3 separate regions of the Mus musculus genome follow, and regions 2 and 3 are each linked to region 1. Evidence: chromatin loops called from intact Hi-C (ENCODE). Cell type or tissue: gastrocnemius. All regions are shown on one strand.

What was found. A loop is a pair of places that touch in the nucleus more often than their neighbours do. Peaks named below come from ENCODE experiments on the same cell type or tissue, not always from the same donor. Only the 100,000 strongest peaks of a DNase experiment are listed, where the experiment ranks them.
Region 2: it touches region 1 in a loop (9-fold over the local background); 34 of 42 quality-filtered maps call a loop at or near these places.
Region 3: it touches region 1 in a loop (3-fold over the local background); 8 of 42 quality-filtered maps call a loop at or near these places.

The regions. Positions count from the first base shown.
Region 1 is chr11:55,200,803-55,208,802 of GRCm38, forward strand. Slc36a1 (solute carrier family 36 (proton/amino acid symporter), member 1) reads left to right here and starts at 3,538. Exons shown (of 11, transcript NM_153139.4): 1 at 3,538-3,686. In gastrocnemius, no CTCF peak of the experiment used is centred here; DNase peaks (open chromatin) are centred at 3,486 and 4,049; H3K4me3 peaks cover 1,642 bases; H3K27ac peaks cover 763 bases.
Region 2 is chr11:55,382,042-55,390,041 of GRCm38, forward strand. It overlaps Gm31842 (a long non-coding RNA gene), which reads right to left and starts at 809. Exons shown (of 3, transcript XR_388657.2): 1 at 1-809. In gastrocnemius, CTCF peaks have their summits at 4,594 (motif pointing left) and 7,898 (motif pointing right); DNase peaks (open chromatin) are centred at 1,517, 1,869, 2,095, 4,589 and 1 more place; H3K27ac peaks cover 204 bases.
Region 3 is chr11:55,250,456-55,258,455 of GRCm38, forward strand. Fat2 (FAT atypical cadherin 2) reads right to left here. Exons shown (of 23, transcript NM_001029988.2): 20 at 6,049-6,490; 21 at 5,649-5,802; 22 at 3,069-3,526; 23 at 155-2,043. The coding sequence ends at 1,511. Among named protein-coding and RNA genes, the nearest start is that of Slc36a1, 50 kb to the left of the region's middle. In gastrocnemius, no CTCF peak of the experiment used is centred here; a DNase peak (open chromatin) is centred at 3,142.

The DNA.
Region 1 (8,000 bases):
AGAATGCATGGAATAGTTTGCAACCATTTTCCCTGGGACCTCAGCTGCCGTGTTTGTACCTTAAAGGTATTAAATAGCTTCCTTCCTTCCTTCCTTCCTTCCTTCCTTCCTTCCTTCCTTCCTTCCTTCCTTCCTTCCTTCCTTCCCTCCCTACCTCCCACTCTCTTTCTCCCTCCCTCCTTCTCTCTCTCCCTCCCTCTCTCTCCCTCCTTCTCTCTTTCTCTTTCTCTTTCTCTCTCTCTCTCTCTCTCTCTCTCTCTTTCTTTCTTTCTTTCTTTCTTTCTGACACTGGGGATGGAACCTAGGTGTGTCTGGTGGCATTAACCTGTATACCAGTATTGCATCACGTGACATGATCTCTCTCTCTCTCTCTCTCTCTCTCTCTCTCTCTCTCTCTCTCTCTCACACACACACACACACACACCTGGGACAGGCTCTCTGTCTCTAAGCTGCAGCTCCAGCTTTAGCTATATACTTTGTCACAGTGTATCTTTAAATACTTTGCCACAAAAAAGATTATTTGCAATATTAAAAAAATTGTCCTTGTCTCCTTTCATGTCATCAAAAACCATAAGAAAAGAATCAAAACAGGCTGGGGAGATGGCTCGGTTGGGAAAGTGCTTATTGTGCAAGCATGAAGACTCAAGTTTGATTCCTAGAACCTATGTAAAAAAGCTGGATGTAGTAGCACAGGCTTGTAATCTCAGCGCTGGGAGGCTGAGACAGGCAGATCTTTGGGGCTCACGAGACACCCAGTCTACTTTACTTGGCAAGTTCCAGGCCACTAAGGGACCCCCTCTCTCTCAAAACAAACAAACAAAAAACAAAAACAAAACAAAAACAAAAACAAGGTAGGCTGGCAGGATGGTTGAGCCTGTAAATGGGGACAGACACCTCCCGGTGGTGCTGAACTGGCATCATCCCTTCCCTGACGTTTGCTCCCTCAAGCATCATCCTTGATTCCAAGACCATTTTTCGTTTCCTCAGTATTGTTCCCCTTCTTTGCAGCACAGTCCCTCCTATGTCCCCAGCTCACGGTGTCCTCACGGTGCCTGCAGAGCTTCTTCATAACAATTTTACCTTTCTTAGCTGTTGCTCTAAGATTAACAATGTCAACTCCATTCACTCCACTTAATGCGTTCTGGAATCATGTCGCTGTGACTTCCAAAATACTTTAAACTCTAACAGTGCTGAACGCTTCGCTCTAGCAAAGGTCTATGATTGTGAAGAGTGACATCGTTCTTGGGATACTGACAAAAAGGCACATGGCTTTCTATGTCCCAGCCACAATGGTTACTGTCGTGCAACAGCAGCACGGCGTTCACTGCATCCAGGGCCCGGAAGCTTGCTCTGGGAAAGGGGGTGCTAGAGGGGCCACCACTCGTGTCTTGGAGATCGACCATGTCTGAATCAGATAGTGTACAAGGAAACTTTGCACGGGCTCAGGCTCGTTGTAAGACGTAAGACCTTCAGCAGAGGACATGGCAGCTGAGTGTATTGAAGATGGAACCGAGAACAATGTATCCGCAAAGGAGAGCAGTGGCTGAGTATCTGGCATCTTAGGACCCATCACGTTTGAGGTGGGATATGGGTGGAGCTTAGGGGAAAGCAGAACTGACCTCCTTCTGTTAGATGCAGAAGGAGTTATCCAAAATTTCTCTCTAGCATGACCCCTTTAGGTGCCAGATCTTATGTGATTTGCAAACAACAAGGGAAGGGGGAGAATAGAGTAGGGCTTCCAACTGAACTTTCAAAATGGGTAACCCAAAGGGAACTCAGAAGGCTGCGCAGCAGGAAGTGATGGAGACAGACCTGGGATGTGGGTGGGAAGGAGGTTACTCTGCCACACTGCAAGCCTTGCTGGGCTAATACTCAGTACACCAAGGCAGTCCTCTGTAGTAGGGCTCTCAGCAGGAGAATCCAAATCTCCCTAGGTCTTGCCGGATGCCACTCATGGATGGGGATCTTGACCCAGCAAGTGTAGAGTGGGACTCTAGAAGTTGTATCATTTCTTGTTCATGTGTGTATATGTATGTGTATGCATCTGTGTATGTGTGGTGTATGGTTTATATGCTTGTGTATGTATGTATGTATGTATGTATGTATGTATGTATGTAGTATATGTAATATGTGTATGTGTGTATGTGTGTGTCGTGTATGAAGTATGTGTATGTGTGAAGTTGTCTTTGCATCTCTGTGTGTGTGGTATATGGAGTATATGCATGTGTGGTATGTACTGTTTATATCTCTGTGTGTATGGAGTACATGTATGTATGTGTGAGGTGTATGGAACATATGCATATGTGTATGTATGTATGTATGTATGTATGTATGTGTGAGGTGTATGAAGTATATGTGTGTGTATGGAGTATATGTATGTGTGTGTGGTATATGGAGTGTGTATGTGTGTGTGGTGTATGAAGTATGTGTATGTGTGAAGTTGTCTTTGCATCTCTGTGTGTGTGGTATATGGAGTATATGTATGTATGTGTGGTATATGTTTGTATGAGTATATGTGTATATGTGTCTGTGATGTATGGAGTATATGTTGTTTGTGTGTGTGTATGTGTGTGTGTGGTGTATGGAACATATGTGCATGTACGTATGTGTGTGGTGTACGAAATATATGTGTGTACATGGAGTATATGTACGTGTGTGGTGTATGGAGTATATGTATGTATATGGTGTATGGAGTATATGTCTGTGTGTATGTGGTGTATGGAGTATATGTATGTGTGTGTTTGTGGTGTATGGAGTATATTTATGTGTGTGGTGTATGGAGTGTGTGTGTGTGTGTATGTGTATGTGTGTAGCATATGGAGTATGTGTGTGTGTGTGTGGAGTGGGGCATCGGGGAGTCAGATGGTGACATTGTCTGCTTGAGTTGTTCCCTCAACTTTTTTTCCCCACAGGTTCTCTCACTGAACCTGAGCCCACTGTTTTGGCTAGATCAGTTAGTCTGCTGAAGAGACCAAGGGATCCTTCTGCTCTGGCCCCAAGCTCTGGTGTTACTGGCACACATTGTCTTGCCTGGCTCTTTATATGTACTGGGAATCTTAACTCAGGTTCTTATTGTATCCAGTAAACCATTTTCCCAGTAGCCCCTTTTAAATTTTTTTGAAGCAAGGTATCTTTAAATCACCCAGGGTATCCTTGAACTCACTCTATAACCCAAACAGGCCTTGAACTATTTTTCTTCTCTGCTCTGGTATTGCAGTCTTGTACCATCAGGCTTAGCTGCACGATTTATTTTTTAAAAGGTGCAAACTTGTGATTATAAACCAGTAAATGCACGTTAATATATGCTGAACAAATAAATTTTAGCAAGGCTAAAAATTACGGATATTTTGCATGCCGACTTCCCTGGAGACTGCCTCAAAATCTAGGTCGTCTGCCTTAGCTCTGTGGTGGTCTCAGAAGCACTGCCCTTTCTGAAGCAGCGGCTGACGGCCGCCAGGTGGCGCTGCAGAACAAGGGTCCGGGAGGAGGAGCACGGAATGGAGCGGCACGTGACCTGGGCTAGGGAGCCAGCATCACGTGACAGGGCCCGGAAGCGGCTGTCCAGGAGGCTAGAAAACCATGGCTAGGGGTCGGCGCTGAGGCTACGCGAGGTGGGCTGAGCAGGAGCGGGAGCCAGAGCCGGAGCCGGAGCCGGAGCGGGAGCCCGGGCCGGGCAGGGCCGACCGGTGAGTAGTGCGTGCCCTGCGCTGCAGTCGGGAGTCACCTCCTGCTGTAGCACCTCCCGCCAAACGGATGCTGCTGCTCAGGGACAGGTCACCCGTGGGGTGGGGTCTCCCATGCACCTTTGACAGGTGTTCAGTCATAGTTCCCAGGTGACATCGGCAGTCACTGACGGCTAGCTCGGACCAACCCTTCGTTTGCAGATGTGGCTGTTCGAGCTATGCCCTTGCCTTGGGTCACAGGGTACCAGACCGCAACTCCTTTCCTCCGAGAGTAGGGGAAACTGAGGTCCAGGGCTGTGTGTGGGCTTCCGAGGTATCCCTGCAGCAGGGTGTCAGCTTCTGCAACTGTTTGTTTTCTGCCACGTTGCCATCTGCGGGGAAACTCGCCCTGTGAAAAGGCACTTGTCCCTTCCGCTGTGGGTCGCGCGTCCTTGTTTAGCTCCGCTGTGTCTGGGCTCTCCACGCCAGGCTTGAGTTCTGGGTGTGGTTCTGTTCACTGATGGCTTTTTCCTTTCCTTTCCTTTCCTTTCCTTTCCTTTCCTTTCCTTTCCTTTCCTTTCCTTTCCTTTCCTTTCCTTCTTTTTTCCTCTCTCTCTCTCTCTCTCTCTCTCTCTTTCCTCATCACTCAGCAGGCTTCGTTTCTAACCGTTCTGCAGTTTTGTGGAAGTCACTTAGAAATATGAAATAGGACCTGGGATAGACTGGAGGGACCAAGAGAGCTCTAGGGCATGAAAAGCACAGATGTTAACTTGAAGACCGCTTGCTTTTTGTTTTGTTTTCTGAAATTTGACAGATTCAGGTAGCGACTGCTTATATGGATGGAATTAGGGGGTGGGGGCTTGTTGAGTCAGGATAGCAACATAGTGTCCTGGAAGGAATTGACTTTGGGGAATCTGCAGAGCGTGTTTTAGCTTTTGCCTCTTGCTTGATGCCTTAGGTGACTTTGAATCCTCCCTCACCCGGGTTTACATTTTCAGTGTATGAATGATGGTAGGGTCCTTTTGTTATGAAACTCATATTTTTCCTGTTTGATTTTGTTAGGAGAGATTTACCCCCTCCTTGTAATCTGTAGGCAGTAGCCTACAACAAGAGTAGATCTTGTTCTAAAAGAATTTTACCTGTTTCTAATTGTCTTGAATCTGCCCCCCCCCCATTTATGGCTCAACTAGACATTCATAATTTTAGTTGTCTTTCTCATGACCAAGATCTCTTTTGCCTCTAGTTTGCATCCTAATTTATAGTAACTAACAGGTACATTAGTGCATAGGGTTTTTTTTTGGATGGAACCCAGGGGTTCCAAACACTCTGGAAGTAGACTGCATCTACGGCCGGGCTTCTTAAAAGCTGTTGTTGAGGTTACAAGTAAGAGGCTCGACTCTCAGCCCTTGGCTTTGACCTGAGGCTGGGCCTGCTCTGGTGGGGTCTGTGCTGCTGCAGCCTCTTTGTTTTTATGTCTCTGTTTTCTCCTTAAACCCGGTGGCTGTTTGTTCAGCCTCCTGCCTGTTTAGCTGTCTTTGTCTAGCCGGGAGTCTATAAAGGAGAGAGGGATTTATGTATTTGGTTATTCAGGAGACTACAGTTAAGATCAGTGCGGTAAGGGAAGTGGTTTTGAGCATAAAAACTTTCAAGGAATCAGTTCTCTTTTGCTTTGGACACAGCGTGGAACTCCTTGTCACCACAGGGAGTTGTCATTGGGCATTTAATTGATTACCTTGGGGAACGTTGTAGGTGAAATTGCTGTGCTGGATAGAGAGCTGACCTAAATACAGTCAGTTGTGTTTTCCTTCTTTATCTCTGTCTCCCCCTCTCCATCCCCCCCCCATTCTCTCCGTCTCTCCCTGCCCTCCTATCCCCCTCCATAAGTCAGAGCACTGTCACAGGCACTGTCTATCTACCTTTGCCCTTGAGCTTGCTGATTGATTTGGTTGGGCTGGCTATGAGTCCCGTGGATTCCCTTTCTCCACCTCACCAGCGCCAGGATTCTGAGGACATGGTTGTCTTGTCCTGGGAACTAAACTCAGGTCCTATGTTTGCAAGGCAAGATTTTACTGACGGTTACCTCACCAGCATCCCATTGTCTTGCTTTTTGCCCCCACGCCAACCAACCTCTTGAGGGTTTCAGCTCTTAAACCTCTCGGCTTCTGGTTGCTTCTTTGCCCTGACTGGAAGCTAGACCTGCACTGGGCTGGTGAATGGCTTTGTTTCTGTTTCCAATGGCCAGGCAGCTGCTGCTAAACCATTTCTAGAACCCTGTTCCTGAAGTGATTTCTTTTTCCTGTGGAGGAGAGCCACATTTAATCTGTTGACCCGAACCCAAGCCTTGGGGATCTAACATCTTTCTCCTTTGGCCAGATGCAAAAAGCATCCTTTGGCTTCACAGATCGGCATGTAAGGTTCACAGCATGAAAACCCCAAGATGCAGAATCTGGGGCTACTCGTAACACATTGCTCTCGGAAACCTGACCATTTAATCGAAACTCAACGAGCTGCTTTTGTGTGCCGTGTGTGTGCCCCACACATCCTTGAGGGGTTGCTTTTCTTCGTGAACTCAGCAGTCTGTCTGTGTGAGTCGTTGCAGGGTTTCAGCACTTGACTCAACATTTTCAAGTTAAGGACTTTCCCAAGTCCTTGTCCTAGTTAGCTTTATATTGCTGTGACAAATATCACAGCCAAAAGCAACTGGGGGAGGAAAGGGTTTATTACATAGCTTTTATTATAGCTTATAGCCCATCATGAAGGGAATCAGGGCAGGGACTCAAGGCAGGAACTGAAGCAGAGGCCACAGGGAAACACTGACTTGCTTCCATGGATTGCTTGGCCTGCTTTCTTACACCAACCAGGGCCACTTGCTCACGGGTGACAGCATCTGTAGGGCAGTCTGATGTAGTGGGCGTTTTCTCAATTGAGCATCCCTTCTCCCAGGTGACTGTGAGGGCCACTCCTGATTGTCAACTTGACTACATCTGAAATTAATCAAAACCCAAGCAGCTAGGTACACCTGTGAGGGATTTTTTTTAAATTAAATCAATGGAAGCAGGAAGACCCATTTTTAATCCAGATTTTTTTGAGGTGGGCCACACCTTCTGGTGGCAGTCTGTGTAAAGGACATGGAAGAAGGAGGTTCTAATGTTTTGTTTTGTTCTTTTTTCTTTTTTGGCTTGCCCTCACAGTTGCTGACAAGTCCATACTGTCACTGGCATTAGAGCCAGTCTTCAGGATTCTGGCATACACCAAAGACCATCTAAGACACATCCATACTTGCGAATATATATATATATATATATATATATATAAAATTTTTTAAAATCCTCTAAAGACTCCTGACTAATACAGTGACCCTGGCTTGAAATATCAAGTTGACAAAAATCTGGACAATCTTGTACAGTGTTAATTGGAAAAAGCACTGCAAAGTTTCTGTAGAGACTTTTTCTGGTCCAGGCTGTCTCCATGGTAACAATCACTACCATCACTGAGGGTCCACTGTGTGCCAGGCAACACATCTGACCTTTATCTTATTTTCCTAACAGTATTACAGCTCGATGTACTGGTGATATCTCTCAGATGAAAGAGTCCAGACAAAAGCAGAGTGCCTTAGCTGGGGTTGCCTTCCCGGTGCCAACCATGCAGAACACCTCCAGCTGACCTAGCTCTGGGTCTAGTTTGGGGCCAGGCATTTTAGGGCATGTACTTTCTGGTGGTAGAAGGACGTTGGTCTGGGACTCTGATTTACTGCTGTCCTGGAATCTTGGGAGATCTTTCTGCATCTGTGGCTTGGGTGGGGCCATCTCTTTTGAAGTCGGGCCTGGCCCTAGCACTTAGTGTATGTAGAAACTGAGCATGCTTGCCTGTTCCTTAGCCACTGAGCAATGCTGACAACAGTTGTCCTGTGGCTGCCCCAGCATGGGACTCCTTGGGCATGAGGCTGGATTGCAGAATATACTCTGGTGGCCTGGGTTGAGTGCTGGCTGCCTGATGCTGTTTCTAACTGTTCTTGTAGATGTAAGCCCTTTTCACTTCCCTTCTTATAGACCACATTAGGCAATCCAGTCTGTGTCCTCTGTTCATGTCGTTAGAATTTGCTGTTTGCTCTGGGTTCCAAAGTCCTACTCACAACAGAAGAATAATGGACTGTACTTTCAGTTTGCAAATAATCCCCACGGAGGGCTAGAGAGATGGCTCAGAGGTTAATTGAATTTGTCTGGAACTCTTGATATCTTCTGACCTTGGTTTCCCAAGTAGCTGGGATTACCGGTCTATACCCCTAGGCTGGGCCAGGGTTCCCAGAACCCACATGGGAAGGACACAGCTGCTTGTAAG
Region 2 (8,000 bases), 180 kb after region 1:
GGCAGAGGCGGAAAGAGAGGGGAGCAGGCCTGTGCTTCCCTCCCACTCTGCTACCCAAGCAGAGACCCCCAAGATCCCGATTGCAACACCACCAGCCTTCATTCACCTCCAGGAATTTCCTACCTCTAGAGCTACCTCCATGCAGAACCAGTCTCTCCTGCGCTGGGGGTAGGGGTAAGGTTTGGATGACCTTAGTTGGTCTTGGTTTGTTCTCAACAGTCTCAAGGATCCCGGCTGGTCTTGAACTCACTTTGTAGCAGAGGATGGCCTGGAAGTTTTGATCCTCCTGCCTCCACTTCCCAAGTGCTGAGATTCCCAGGGTACACCACCACGACTGGTTTATTTGGACCTGGAGGGAACGCAGGGCTTCCTGCAGACTAGACAGACAGGTGCTTTATCAGCTGAGCTACATCGCCAGCCTGGATCTTGAACTCCTGATCATTCTGTCTCCACCTCCCAGAGCAGAGATGTCAGCCGTTTGCTGTAACCCCATCAGGTTAGTCATTGATGAATGATGGGCAGGTATTTTGAACATTTCCAGGGTTGTGTGGGTAAAGGAAGGTCTCTCTCCTCTGAACCTCCTGGAGGTTCTTGCTTCTTGGCCCACAGATACCTGTGACTCCAGCTGCTAGGAACTGTATGTTCCCTTCTTGCCTCCTCATACAGAGATGTGGACATTCCTATACATGCACGCATGTGAGTGTGTGTGCACTTGTGCTCGTGCTCACACATGCGCGCGCACACACACACACACATTAAATAGGGAGAGACAAACAGGTACAGAGATTAATAATTATTAAAAAAAAAAGACATTAGAGGAACTGGAGAAATGTGTCAGTTAAGAGTGTTTGCTAGCTGGGCAGTGGGGGCGCACACCTTTAATCCCAGCACTTGGGAGGCAGAAGCAGGCAGATTTCTGAGTTCGAGGCCAGCCTGGTCTACAGAGTGAGTTCCAGGACAGCCAGGGCTATACAGAGAAACCCTGTCTTGAAAAAACAAAAAACAAAAACAAACAAACAAACAGAGTGTTTGCTGCTCTTCTGGAGAACCTGAGTTCAGCTCTGAACAACCAAGTGGGATGACTCACTATAACTGCCTGTGACTCCATCTCCCGCAATCCAGTGCCTTCTCCTGGCTTCTGCAGGCCTCTGGGCACTCACATGGTGTACAGACATACATACAGACAAGACACCCATAACACGTGAAACAAAAATTTAAAAAAATAAATTAATTAAGCTTTAAAAAACAAAACCACAGTGAGACAACTCCTGCAGGCTCCATGTTGTGGTCATGGCAGCCACAATGAGCCTGCAGGAGAGGAGCCACCACTCCGAGCAAACAGTATCCTCTGGGGTTGTATGAAGTGTAGCAGCTCTGATCTCCTCCCCAAACACTCGCCTTCCAGCTCTGAGAACTCTGAGTGGAAATTGTCTTGCTCAGCATCTTTGGTGATCTGGCTGGTGGGTCACCTCTGAGCAGCCCCAGGGGATCTCTGGCCCCTTCAGTAACCGCTGAGCCTAGTAAACACTCCCTTCTCCACAGGTCTTTCATCCCAAGAGGCCTAGCCAAATGCAGGCAGACGCTCCCTCACTCTCCTCCCTAAGCCTTTAAGTAGCTCGAAGCCCCGTCTTCTCAAGCCCTTTGGAAGGAGCTGGGCAGATTAAACTGACAGAGTCTGCATCCAGGTGCAGAGGAATCCAGGGCCTCTCAGGTTTCTTGGCAGAAGGAGAGAGAGCATGCAGAGACTCCTTCAGAACAAGTGAAACTAATTCCTTCCAGGGGCAGAAAAAGGCAGGCTTTTTTGGCAAAGGACTTGATAAGATGTTATCTCAGACACCACATGGGCACCCCGGGAGGGAGGCCAGGACTTGTTCAGCATGTGGGAAGATGGCTAGGGGCCTTGGAGGAGGGACTGGGGCAGGTTCAGGTGGAGGGCTGTTCTACAGCAGCCTCCTGCCTTTCCACTCTTTCCTTCGGAAGGAGAGGAGCATAAAGGGAAGGAGGAAGAAAAGGAAAAAAAAAGCCCGTGTGAGCTCCTCCCCCTTTCCAGGACAGATACAAAGACCTCTGGGCACCAGCCAGCCTATCTGAGTCCAAGGTTGCACAGTGGTCTTGTTGCCCAAGTCAAAGCACCAGAATTCGGATCCCCAGAATCCCCACAAATGCCAGGCAGACATGGAGACCCACCTGTCCAAGACACACCATCTCCAGAGCAAGCTGGCTAGCAAGACTCTCCGTAGCCTCAAATTGTGGGATTGACTCGAAGACTCTGCCTAGAAGAACAAGCTGGAAGAGGGATCAAGGAGCATCCTTGACATTACTCTCTCAAGCCTCCACACACACACCGCGTACACGCACAAGTACCCATACGTATGTGAACATGCATGCGTATCACACGCAATACACATGAAGAAAGAAATGAAGAAGAGGCGGCAGGGATGGATGAGTGATTCCTTTCTCCGGGAGGAAGATGGCTTCTCAGACACCTGAAGAGGAAGTAGAAATTGGCACGTTTGAAAGACAACTTGGCGTTGTCCGCCGAGGATGGAGCACTTGCCTGCTCTTTGACCAGCAACTCCATTTGCAGGGATCCATCCGGAGGAAAGCCTTCTCTGTGAGGAAATGTGTGCGCATGCTGCTCTCTGCAACCTGCTCTACAGCACGGGGCATTTGTGGCAACCAGTAGGGGCAGCTTTAAACGTTTGTGTCACACAGTAAAGTCCCCACAAAGAAGTGGACACACAAAAGCCACCACTTAAGAGAGATGATGGGTCAAATTTTAAAGCAAATACACCCCCCAGGTGTGATGTTTCATGGCTGTGATCTCAGAACTCAGGGGGCTGAAGCAGGGGAATTGCAGCAAGTTTGAGGCCAGCCTGGGTACATAGTAGAGTTCCACGGCAGCCTGGGTTATAGAATAAGACAAACAAAGGGCTGGGTTAGGGCTCAACTGATGGAGTGTTTGTCCAGCATGTAACAACAGTGCCCAAAATAACAAACCAGGCATGATGGGACACGACAGTAATCCCAGTACTCAGAAGGTGGAGGCAGGAGGATCAGAAGTTCAGGGTCATCAACACAGAGTTCAAGGTCAGCCTGGGCTACAAGACATTCTGTCTTAAAACAGAAGGGTCAGTGCCGGGTGTGGTGGCGCATGCCTTTAATCCCAGCACTTGGGAGGCAGAGGCAGGCAGATTTCTGAGTTTGAGGCCACCCTGGTCTACAGAGTGAGTTCCAGGACAGCCAGGGCTACACAGAGAAACCCTGTCTCGAAAAACCAAAAAAAGAAGAAGAAGAAGAAGAAGAAGAAGAAGAAGAAGAAGAAGAAGAAGAAGAAGAAGAAGAAGAAGAAGAAGAAGAAGAAAGAAGGGTCACTGGATAAAGGCACATGCCAGCAAGTCCTGGATTTGATCCCCAGGACTTACATGGTGCAAGGATAAAACTGACCCCCTCAAGTTTTTCTCTGATCTACACACACACACACACACACTAAGTGGGTATTTGAAATATCTGCATGTTTCCCTAACAGTGGCTTCTGTTTGCTTCCTTTCTTGAAGATGCTCCATTCTTCTGTGTAATACAAATAAATGTACAGTGTAAGTAAGGATGGATGGATAGATGGATGGATGGATGGATAGATAGATGGATTGTTGCTTACATCATTTTATTCTCTTTTTAAGATTTATTTATTTTAGGTATATGAGTACACTGTAGTTGTGAGCCTTCGTGTGGTTGTTGGGAATTGAATTTTAGGACCTCTGCTCACTCCGGTCAACCCCACTCACTCCAGTTGGCCCTGCTCAACCCAAAGATTTTATTATTATTATTATATATAAGTATACTGTAGCTGTGTTCAGACACACCAGAAGAGGGTGCCGGATCTCATTACGGGTGATTGTGAGCTACCACGTAGTTGCTGGGATTTGAACTCAGGACCTTCAGAAGAGAAGTCAGTGCTCTTACCTGCTGAGCCATCTCGCCAGCCCACGTCATTTTATTCTTATCATGTAATATTAGTGCATTACCTGAAATATATACAAGAAATAGTGAATGTCAATTTGTTCACAGCCTTCTGCACAGAGTGGGGTTTTCTGTCCAGTACCTCTCCCTTTGTGAGGTATTTTCAATACTGAAAGAAAATCTGAGGCTGGGAGTTGGAGGTGGCTTGGCTGTCATCATGTGATCTTCCACTTCATGCCTGCATTTGCGTCAGAGGTGAGGCTCCAGGCTTCTCCCATTGCACCTGGGCAGGCTATGGTCTCTTCTGAGGTCGGCAGCCAGGCTCCAGCTCGAGGCCACAGCCTCCTCTTCAGCTATCCTTTAGCTGAGAGCTGGAGGTGTGGTCTGTTTCCCAGGGTCCAGGGATCTTTGTGATTCTCTCTAGGGGATCCTGACAGTGTCATGAAGTGTGGGTAGTGAGCTGTGTCACACCTCTTCTTTCTGAGACTCAGTTTCTCCACCCGTGTAGCAGTGTACTGAGCGATGCCACAGTGCCAATGATTCCCCCAAGGTTCTAAAAAGCCACCGTTCAGGCTGCTACTCAGCCTGAGCTGAGCATCTGCGAGGTCCATTCCTGAGTACAGCCTGCCCCCTTCTGGTCTCTCGTGGTAGTGCTCAGTAAGCTTGGCAATTAAGACGCTGCCAATAGTGACTGCACTACCCTCTGGGACCTTCTAGGAAGCTGTGGCAGAGTCTGGAGAAACTAGAAGGCCTTCAAAAGACTAGTCAGTCCAGCTCTCCCGGGGTCTCACCTCCTGCATGCCTCGGCTCTTTCGCTTTTTTCTTTTTTCCTTTGCTATGCTATAGAATCAGGTCTTTGCACTTGTGAAGCAAGTACCCCTCTACCCATAGGACTCCATACCCAGCTGCTGTGTGACTTTTCCTGAAAAAACACCTTTTAAAGGTCTATTTACTCAAGCTAGGGAATTAACAATAGACAAAATGGCTCCACCCAAGTCCAGCTTAGTTTTGGGGTCACATGGGTAACGGAAAAACAGCCGCATCCCTGATTAGCCCATCTTGCCGTGAGTGACAGTTCACAACAGCAGCATCCCTGAAGCTGTATGCCTAAGTTGCAGGCAGCTCCTCAAGTGTCTTCTCCAGTAGCTGTTCTTTGCTGCTATAACCTTGAGGAAGGATCTCTATTGTAAGTGTTTCTGCCTAGGTGGAAGGGTATTCTGGGACTCAGAAGCCTAGGAGCCACGCAGCTCTGAGGGGAGAAAGTATTCCAGTGGAAGAGCATCCAGAGACGCGGGGCGGGGGGAGGGGGGAAGGAGGGAGGAGGGAGTGTCCAGGAACCATACAGCTGTGAGGGGGACAGTGTCCCGAGAGAAGGGCATCCCGAGACTTGGGAGCTCAGGAGCCACGCGGCTCTGAGGAAGCCTCCTCAGCAGAGGTGTTGCAGCTCCCAGAGGATGATGTTCCCAGCTGAGCTCAGGAACTTCAGCCGCTATTCTTTGCATCTTCTCAATCACTCCAGGCAATAAATCTCATGAAAGAGATTTATTGAAGGGTCCAGTGTGTGGAGGGACAAACCCAGGAACGGCTGCCCTCTGCTCGCAGAAGTGGGCAGCAAAAATTGGACAAAGAACAGTGCTTTTATAGAATTTCTTAGGGGTGAAGCTTTTCAAGGCAGAGATTTCCAGAGCGAGGATTGGTGGGATTTCAAGTCATGAGCTTGGGGAGTTCAAGGATTGGTGGGATTTCCTGTTCACGGATTTGTTGGTTTCCTGTTCAGGGATATGGGTTAGCTGTTCAGGGATTGGTGGGTTTCCTGCTCAGAAATTGGTGGGTTTGTGGGAAGCTCAGGGATTGGTGGCTTTTTTCACCCGCTTTTCCCTGAATCGGGGCCATGGGTTAAGGGTGGAAAGTCCTTCCAGGCTGCATTTGGCTTTTGCTGAGGCACCATCTCTGTGGAGCTGCTGAGGGCGGCGGGGGGAGGGGGGTGGAGAGGGGCTGGAGAGGAGGTGCTGCCACTGTAAACAGCTCCCGTGGGACGGATCCTGCACTAGTGTTTCACCAAGGATGTAGGCTGAAGCAGGAAAGGGTAGCCACTGTGGACAGCTCCTGTGATGGCTGCAGGCTGAGGAAATGTCGCAGTGCCGCCATTTTGACAGTAGTGACCATTTCTGACAGCTCCTACAGGGGCTCACCATGGCCAAGACTCGGGCAGAGAAGGAGGGGCCACCACGCTGCTTTAGGGACTATAATTGTAAGTTTCATTAGGTTCCAAAAAGGAATGTTGGAGGAAGTAGCCACAAGACCCAGCTCTTTTTCAGTATCGTCTCCTATTGCTGTGATAAAATATGCTGATAAAACCAAAGTAAGTAAGAAAAGGTTTCTCTCGGCTCATAGTTACAGTCCATTATGGCAGAGAAGTCAGCAGGGGCCTGAAGTGACTAGTCACATTTTATCCCCAGTCAGGAAGAAGAGAGCAGTGAATGTTTATCCTTTACATACAGTCCAGGATCCTAGCCTAGGGAATGGTGCCACCCATAACTGTTGAGTATCTTAGTTTAGGTTAATATTGCTATGACAGAACCATGACCAAAGCAAGTTGGGGAGGAAAGGGTTTTGGTTTACACTTCTACATCACTGTTTATTATTTAAGTTCCTGCTCATCAAAACAGGAACTCAAAGTCAGAGCAGGAACCTAGTGGCAGAAACTGATGCAGAGGTCACGGAATTCTCTGGCTTGCTCCTCGTGGCATGTTCAGCCTGCTTTCTTAAAGAATCTAGGACCACCAGCCCAAGGATAACACTACCCACAGTGAGTGTACTGGGACCTCCCTCAACAATCACTAATTGATAAAATGCCCTACAGCTGGATCTTATGGAGGTATTTGTTTCATTTGAGGTTCTCTCATTTCAAATGACTCTAGCTTATGTCAAGTTGGCACAAAACTATCCTGGACAGTGAGTCTTCGCATCTCCTTAACCTAATCAAGAGAATCCCACGGATGTGCCCAGAGCCCTGTCTCTCAAGTGATTCTATACCTAAAGTTGACAACTGAGATTGGCCACTGGGTCTCCTAGGTAGCCCTGGCTGGATTTGAACTCACAATCCTGCTTCCTGAGTGCTGAGACTTCACTGTGCAATGCTGTACCCATCAAAGAGTAATATAGTAAGATAGCATTTTGTTTTGTTTTGTTTTGATGGTGTTGCTTAGCAATCCCAGGCCCCTTCTCTAAATGAGCACTCTACTATTGGGCTAACCCCCTAGCCCTTCTTGAGTGGCTTCCAAACAAACAAGTGAGCTAAACTTTGTATCCAACTCTCTTTTAAAAGCATTAACCAAATTCCTTGGGCTTAGTTTGCTGTGTATTTTTACCTTGCATTTAAGATGCACTGGGGTTCAGCAACCTGTAGTCAAAGGACGATTGAACTTCACTTTGTGCTAAGTCTCACCAGGAATCATATGTCCATCCCCCCACTCAAGACTGACAATGACCCTTTTATACCCGTTAGACTTGTCCTTAGCCCCTTGGACTTTTCTGTTGTGGCAGGGGTGAGAAGGGTTCCTCATTGTTGCTATGCGTTCAGAATCACCTGGGTTGCAGGGCCAGCTCAGATATGAATTCAGCGGCTGAGCTTAAAGTGTTGCTACAATTACCACAAAAATACACAGTTTAGTGTGACCCTCAGGAATCAACAAGCCATTTTTTTAGTAGACATCCTAGCATATGAGAGGTAGTTGCAATTGTTCTTCTTGTTGTTGGTTTTTAAGTATTTGTTGTTCATAGGAAAATTGAATCAGTAATCTAGTGATCTTACCTGAGGGGTTTTGCTTCTCTGAAATTCATATTCCACATAAGGAAAATGAGGGGGCCAGATTGGACCTCCCTAAAGCTTTAAATAAATTCTAAGTCCCTAGGAACCTTCTTTCTCTCTAGAACCACCAGGGGGCACTCTCTCCTCGATGCCTCTTGGCCTGGTGACTGGCTGGGTCCCGCAGGATCTGTGTGCACAGCTGGAAATCAGGTTAGCTGGATCCAACTAT
Region 3 (8,000 bases), 50 kb after region 1:
CTGACGTCATGTCTAGTTAAGCTCTAGAGTCTAGCTTAGCAGGTGTCAGAGTGATAAACCCTTCCAGCTCCTGGATTCTTTATGAACCTGGACTTGGACACTCTCTTGACATGGCCCTGACCCAGCCTGAAGTGCTCTAAGCGACACAGAAAATAACAGTAAAAAAAAAGATATTTATTGTTAAAAAAAAAAAATCAAATGGCCACCAAAGCCACTTGTGCAATCAGTCACACCCACAGTCACACATGGTCGACAAATGCACCCGCCCACACAGCAGTCTTTCTGAACAGCTCTGTGGGTGGGAGTCTCTTCCTCTTGACTTCTAACTCCAAAACCACACACGTGAAAAGGCAGCGGACCAGAGAGGGACTGGCAGAGGACAGAGTGTTCAGGCCACTACAGGCCTCCCTGGCTTCCAGTCTCTGTCACTCCCAGCTACATAACTTTCTACGCATGTGCACATGCACACAGTCCGTGGGTGCCCACACTGATCCTCCATGCATAGGGCTGAGTCAGTGGGGGTAACACTTGATTGGCAGGCGTCTATGATGAAGGGAAGGGAGAAGGCAGGGTGTCTGGCCTGGATCTGCTGGCTGAATCTCCACCTCTACCTGGTCCTGGATGGCAGTTGAAGTCCTTGTGTCTAAACAAGAAGAAACCCTTTTGGGAAAACACATCCAGACAGCAAGGTTGAAAAGTGCCTAAGAAGTTTTCAAATGAACTACATCCTTCTTGTTCTTGGCTAAAAGTGCCTGGGACGTTTGGGACAATTAACTCAGCATTCGGAGAGATCTGAATTCTTCTGCGCAGAAGGTTTCAGGCAGGATCCCACCGGCAGAGGGGGAACAAGTCCTGAAGCTTCAAGAACAAGACTTCCAGAAGATGGAAGTCCATGTGACTCAACTTCCAAGAATGTTCTTGTTGCCAGTGCCCAGAACAATGCTGACATATGACACTTGGCATAGATGTCCCAAAGGTACACACAAAGCAGATACTCGGGTGACTGTAGTACCTGCTTACAGGCTGCTTACTCTTCAGCCCCTTAGGAGACCACTGCACGGATCTTAGAAGGTCCTGGTCTCTTCTCCACAGTAGATGCATGCATGGTTGCCTACTGGGCACAAACCTGCCTGCCCCATGATGGGCCTGTGAGAAGCTGTAAGAATGTGGCCCAGACACGTTGAGCTGGTGGTTGGAGCTCTTTCTTGCTGGGGCTGGGAGCTGGCGGATCTGAGGGATTACCCTCCTAGTTCTCACCCCAGTGTGCACCTGTCTGGGCACCTCCTCTTTCCTGGGGCCCTACCGCCATTTTTACAGCTCTACCTTCAGCTTCCCTCCACCCTCAAGGACAAGCTGGGGACCTGAAGAGCACATTTTAAGAGATGGACATCTGGGCTGGGGATGTGCTGGCCTCCCTTCTTCTCTCAGCCACACCCAACTCACTTCCCATGACATTGGGAGACAGTGTGGGGCCAGGGCTTCCCCCATGCTTTCCTCTGAGAGCAGAAAGCTAGAACATGACTTCCTCGCAACTTCCATAGTCACTCTCTACCATATCTGAGCCCTCGTAGTTGGGAGGAGCTCGAGGTTGGCTCCGTCCTGGGGCAGGCCCACCATTCACTTCACAGTCAGCATAGGATGGCCCAGCTCTGCTGAGGCGCATGCTCACCCCCTTATAGCCCCCCTCTGCCAGGCATGGCCCACCCCCTCCCTGGCGGAACTGTGAATGGTAGTAGCTGATAGCTGTATACTCATTGAGACAGGGGGCAAGCAGATGTTCCCGGGGGCTGGGAGGCCGTGGAGGTATCAGATCTTCCAGGTTCTGGTTGCTGTAACGGGGTGGGAGGGGTGCCCGCTTGTTTTCCAGTTCCAGGGGGAAAGGGAAGCCCCCATAGAGCCCAGCGGGATCTGGCATCACGGCGGGACTAACATGGCGTCGAGGAGAGGGTGGCAGAGGTCCCTGCATTGCTTCAGGATGTGGATATTCCCAATGCTCCTTCCGGGAGTAAGTTGGAGGCCAGACTGCAGCTCCACTTGGGTATACTGAAAGAGAACAGTAAGACTTGGTGAGGTCTGTGTTTCCATGGTGCATTCTAGCAAGCTGTACAGGGGCTATCAATGACTTGACATTTGGTAGGGATGGCTCGGGGAGTTGGTGGGCATATGACCTATCTGTACATGTCGTCTCTGGAAGCTGAGATGGATCTACAATCCAGTGAAGGTAAATTGAAGCCTGAGGTTAAACTCAATGCCAGCCCATCTTGTGACTCTCCACTGCCAACCCGTGTCGGTGAGAAGGGAGGTCTAGGGAGAACCATAGACAGTTCTCTACCATCCACACTTCCGTTAGACAGCTGCAGTTGAGAGTATAATCTCAGAATGGAAGGAAATGGATGCACACTGTGGACTTGGTGATGGCTTAGTGCCTGTCATAGGAGGTGATGGGATGAGAGGAGGCTTGGAAGGAGTCCCCTTATCCCACACCCATCTCTGCCAATGACAAGTTGAGATTTAGAGCAACTCATTTCATCTTTATGGCCTCGGTGACATGCCATGACAATACCTGTTGTAACTACTGGAGAACATACTAGAAAAAATAGAAGGCACTTTACAAATATACTCCTTCTGAACCAAAGATGAAAGGGGCTGTAGTTTCCTTCTCTGGGCCAGCTAAATCTCACTTCCAGATTGGACTGCTAGAACTTTTTCCATCTCCAGAACAGCACAAGGGTGCAGACATCCCCACTTTATTCCCAAGTCCACCCAAGACCATCAAGTCTACGTTTCATGACATGAACATTAATCAGTCCTATGGTGTGATTTGGAGTTTAGAGGACCGTGTGATGGAACAGACACGATGAGCTGCAAACTCTGGGTCAAGGGACTTAGCATCTTCTCCAGTCATCTATGCACTGTGACCTGGAATGCATCCCTACATGCCCAATACCCAGAGATTGGTTTGATCAATGGTTGTTCCATTGTATACCAACGTATATACCAATGGAGTATTTCAGGCTTCCACCCACTTCCATGCATCCCTGAGCCATGGGACTTCTGGCTATACTGACCCAGCTCCTCGCCTGACCAGGTTCTCTTGATGATGGGCTCGTGGCCAGGGTGGGAGGAGACTACAGCTGGTGGGAGCCTGGGAGGCACACTGCACACCATCGGCCGCTGTTTGGAGCTAGGTCCAAAGGTGACAAGTTCATTTGGAACTGAGGTCTTACTGGGCTCCAGTTGGTTTAAGTCATTGCAGGAGCCGGCGTTAAGGGGATCGAGCTCAATGGCAGGTGAAGCTTGGGTGTCGACACCAATGCTCCTGGCTAGGAGGTCTGGATCCTCCATGGCCACTGGCTTGTGAGACTTGCAGCGACGGCAGTAGAGGAGGAGTCCCACGGTGGCAATGATGAGGAGAGGTAAGGCTACTATGATTACCAGGAACTCCTGCTGTCCCCAGTCCCCTCTCTTAATCTCAGGAGTGATGAGACAGTGTCCTCCAGAACAACCCCTTGCTTCCATCTCACACCTGCAGAGATTGAGAAGTACTTAGCAGAGTCTTAAAGGTCCCTCTTTAAAAAAAATATTTAATGCATGAATAATTTGTCTGCGTGTATGTCTGTGCACCGCATGTGTGTCTGATGCCCTTTGAGGCCAGAAGAGTTGGAATAATATCCTACAGACCATTCGTGAGCCACCATGTAGGGGGTGGGAATTAAACCCAGCTCCTCTGAAAGAGCAACAAGTGCTCTTAAGCACTGAGCTATTTTTCCAGCCCCATGGGATAGAGGTCTCACCCCCAAACCTGTGACTTTACCACTCCCACTCTTGTGTGTGTGTGTGTGTGTGTGTGTGTGTGTGTGCAGTCTGAGGCTCAGTACTGGGAGACGCTATCTCACAAGAATAAGACAGAAGGCAATAGAGCAGAACACTAGACATCCTCCTCGGGATACCTCATATTATTGGGTGCATGTGCCTCCACATATGCAAATATGCATACAAGTATACATGTGTGTATGAGAAAGGTTCTCCCACCCCAGCTGAGCCCCAACTATCTCTCAGTGCTTAGAATTTCACCACAAGGGCTTTGTTCTGCAATGTAAATGCTGTGTTCCGTTCCCCAGGTTCCTTTTAAAACACAAACACCACTTTCCTGACCTGCTCCCACGTACTCTCCAATGACCCTGATGCATACCATTTTACATCAGAGCAGGCAGGGAGCAGGATAGTAATGATGGCTGCCGAGGACTCGAGTCATTGAAATACTGGATAAACTTTCCCTCTCTTGGCCTCAGTTTCCCATCTCCAAAACAGTGGGAAGACTATGCTATTGACTTCCCTTCCCTTCCCTTCCCTTCCCTTCCCTTCCCTTCCCTTCCCTTCCCTCCCCTCCCCTCCCCTCCCCTCCCCTCCCCTCCCCTCCCCTCCCCTCCCCTCCCCTCCCCTCCCCTCCCCTCCCCTTTCCTTTTTAAAGATGGTATGTCTTAGTCCAGATTGACCTTGAACTACTCTGTATGCATAGATAATTTGTATGGGGGTTGTTAAGGAAGGGGACACATTCCAGAAATCACTAGGCCATGCTGGCCCCCAGTACAGTGTTAAGTGTGTGAGTGTGAGTGAGTGTGTGTGTGTGTTTGTGTGTGTCTTTGAGCATATGAGCCCATGTATGTGCCCATGCCTGTGCACTCATGGGGAAGCTAGAAGCTAGTAGTGGATGTCTTCACTTATCACTCTCTACTTATTCCTTTGAGACAGGGTCTCTCCCTGAACCTGGTGCTTTCGTTTTCTTGGCTGGGCTGGAAGCCAGCATGTCATACAATCCCCTTGAAGTTGAGGTCACAGACATTCATGGAGCACATGGCCCGTTATGTGGGTGCTGGAATCTTAACTCTCACACTTATGATTGAGCAGCAAGTACCCTTAACCACTAAGCTATCCCTCCAGCCTGGACCTTGACCTTCTGACTCTCTTGCTTTACCTCCTAAGTGCTGGGACTGCAGTCATGAGCCACCATGACTGGTGGTCAATGGTTGTTATATCCAGGATGACTACATGGGAATCTCCTGGGAGCTTGTTAAAATAAAATCACGGCCCATTCTAGGTCATCCTGAGTTCATTGATTCATAATTCCCTTCTATGACTACTTAAATGTTCCTAAGCTTGCGGGCTCCAACACTACATACCTACCCAAGTGCTTTGTTTTTAGGTTTCTAAACTGTGTCTCCTTCCCTAACAACCCTCATGGCCTAGCCTAGCCACAGGCAGGGTGCAGAGTTTTGCAGAGAAGTCTGAGCTCCTGGGCCCAGGGGAATCAGTTTCCCCAAGTGTCTCTGGGAAGACATAGTACAAAGGAAGTATAGTTATTCTCTGCAGATGTCAGCCAGAGTTGACCTGCCCTAAAGAGCTGTTGAGCTGTGTGGCTTCCTGGTCCCTTCTTATGGTCTAGTTCCAATGAATGGGAATTGGGCTTAGGAAACCATTTTCCCACAAGCCTTCCCTCCCACAGTATCCTGATGTAAGAAAGTCAGAAGAGGAAAAGGCCCAGAGACTGGGCTTCTGGACTCACATTGGCTTCCCTAGAGGCAAGAGGGCAAAGAACACTCCCTAATGTTCCAGTGTAAGGAGCCAGGGCATGTGGTTTTTGGGCTTACCTGTCACCTGTGTAAGGGTGAGGGCAGCTACAGGAAGTGCCTTCAGGGGAGGAGACACATGTGCCACCTTCTTGGCAGGGCGCAGAAGTACAATTCTCCCTTCCAAGTTCACAGTTCCTGCCAGAGAACAGAGGGGGGCACCTGCACAGGTATCCTGGGAGAGAGAGGAAGGTGGGTAAGCAATCGGCTAGTAGTTGGGGGCCCCAGTAAAACCTGTGTCTTTGTGCTGTAGTTCAAGAATCATCTATCTGCTGGATAGTAGTGGCTTGCCCAAGATCACCCTGGGCTGTGGTGAGAGACCCTACCTACCCTATCAACTCTATAGTGAGACACAGGGATAGGTCACTGTCAGGGGCCTTTGGGATTAACCCTTGGTTGGGGTCATCTTCCCAGTCCATACCTGATCCAAGGGCAGGTGAACAGCTCCCACCATTGAGGCACGGGTTCTGGCTGCAGGTGGTTCCAGGCCAGCAGCACTGGCTGAGGGCCCATGTCTCTAGGTAGCCCGCCATCTTCTTTCTATGGCCAAGCAGCTCTAACCTCTCACTGTTAACCACAACAGCATCCAGGCAACCTTCAAACCCCAGGGAGACATTTGAGGAAGGATTTGAGGGGACAAGGCCACCCAGCAGTAGGTGTCTCTCAGTCCTCAGACCCTGACATTCCTCTGGGATGACAAGGGAAGTGTTGTCTGTGATGTCGACCAACAGATGAACAGAAGTGTCCCTCTCCTCCAACAGCATGGAGTGCCACTGTCCATCATTCACAGGACGATGGGAGGAAAGGTTTCCATAGAAACCACCAGGGCATCGGTATTCCAGATGGAGGAAGCCATTGGCCAGCTGAGAGAGAGCACAGATAGCCATCAGCAAAACAAGGATTTCTGTAATCCTGTGACAGGCTTTCAGTTGTTCTTCCCCTCACCTCTACCCCACACCCTTTGCTATGCAGCCAAGGATAACCTTGAACTCCTGATCCTCCGGCCTCTACCTCCTAATTCGCTAGAATTACAGCTGTTCACCATCATATCTCATTCACATGGTGCTGGTAATTGCATCTACTTCTTGGTGCATGCCACTAACCTGGCTACATCCCCATTTCCAAGAATTTTCAAATGCTTCAGAGATTGTCTCTGAAGACTCCAAATGTCCTCAAAATTCCATCCAGTCCTCACCATATTTCATGGAAAGGGCAAGATCCCACTTGACAGATGAGGAACCTGAGGCCCAAAGATACCTTACTGATGGGATCACTGGTGACTGTGCTTAGACCAGCTAACCTAGCCTAAGTGTTCAGCTCCAGATTAGCAAGAAACTAAACAACACCAAGGTAGAGGACATCTGAGGAGCGACACCCAAAGCTGCCCTCTGCCCTCTGCACATTTGCATGCGCACACATCATAAGTCCCTGGAGTTAAGATGTTAGAAAACCCCTGGCTTAGAGCATTCTACTTTTCTTTACTCTCAACAGATAGGTATGCTTTAGAGCATACCAGGCCAATCTGGGATACACAGAGAGACCCTGCTGCAAAACAGAAAAAGCATGGCTGGGGCGTGTAGCTCAGTGGGAGTGTGCTTGGCTCGTAAGCCTCTGATGCGGGTTCAGTCGCCTGTGCGGGCAAGCATCAGGTTGATGTTGTGTTGAAAAACAAAAAAGCAAGACAACAGAAACTAGGCATGCCCAGGGCCAAATATTTTCCTGTTTAATATGGGCAAGGCAGTTTCTTTAGAAAACTTTGAACATTGCTGGAGGAAATGTCTTCCATGTCCTCATCCACTGCCCTAGCCTTCATCCAATGGCCCCAATGGCAGATGAGCCTCCAGTGCTGCCTAACATCAGATCAACCAGTTGTGACTCAACATGACTTTTCTCTCCTCAGACACGGAGCTCTCTGCTGACGGTCTTGCTTCCTGCTGAGGGTGCCAAGGGTGCTCACAGGTGCTCCGACATCACAACCGTCCTCCTCAGCTAAAGCTGGTCCCTCTCTTGACCCATGTCCCCTTCACCTCCTCCAACACCATGTTCCCTGGTCTCTTCTCTACTGTGTCACATTATGACCATTCCTTAGGGATTATTTCAGCCACTCCACAAACATAGACCAGCCTCCCAATCTTAAAATAAAAGATAAAGTTGTCTTGAACTTGGAATCATTTTCTTTCTTTGTCCCCCAAATGGACCTATCTGTCCTGTGATAAAAACCACTGATGTCAGTCAGTGTTCAGGGTGCTCTGTGTTGCTGCATCAAATGACAGATCTTCCCATTCTGCTCTGCTCTCAGCAGCCAGTCACTCAGCTATCATGACTGTCTCCTCCTCCTTCTGCCCACTATCCCTCCCCCTCGTCCCTTTTCTC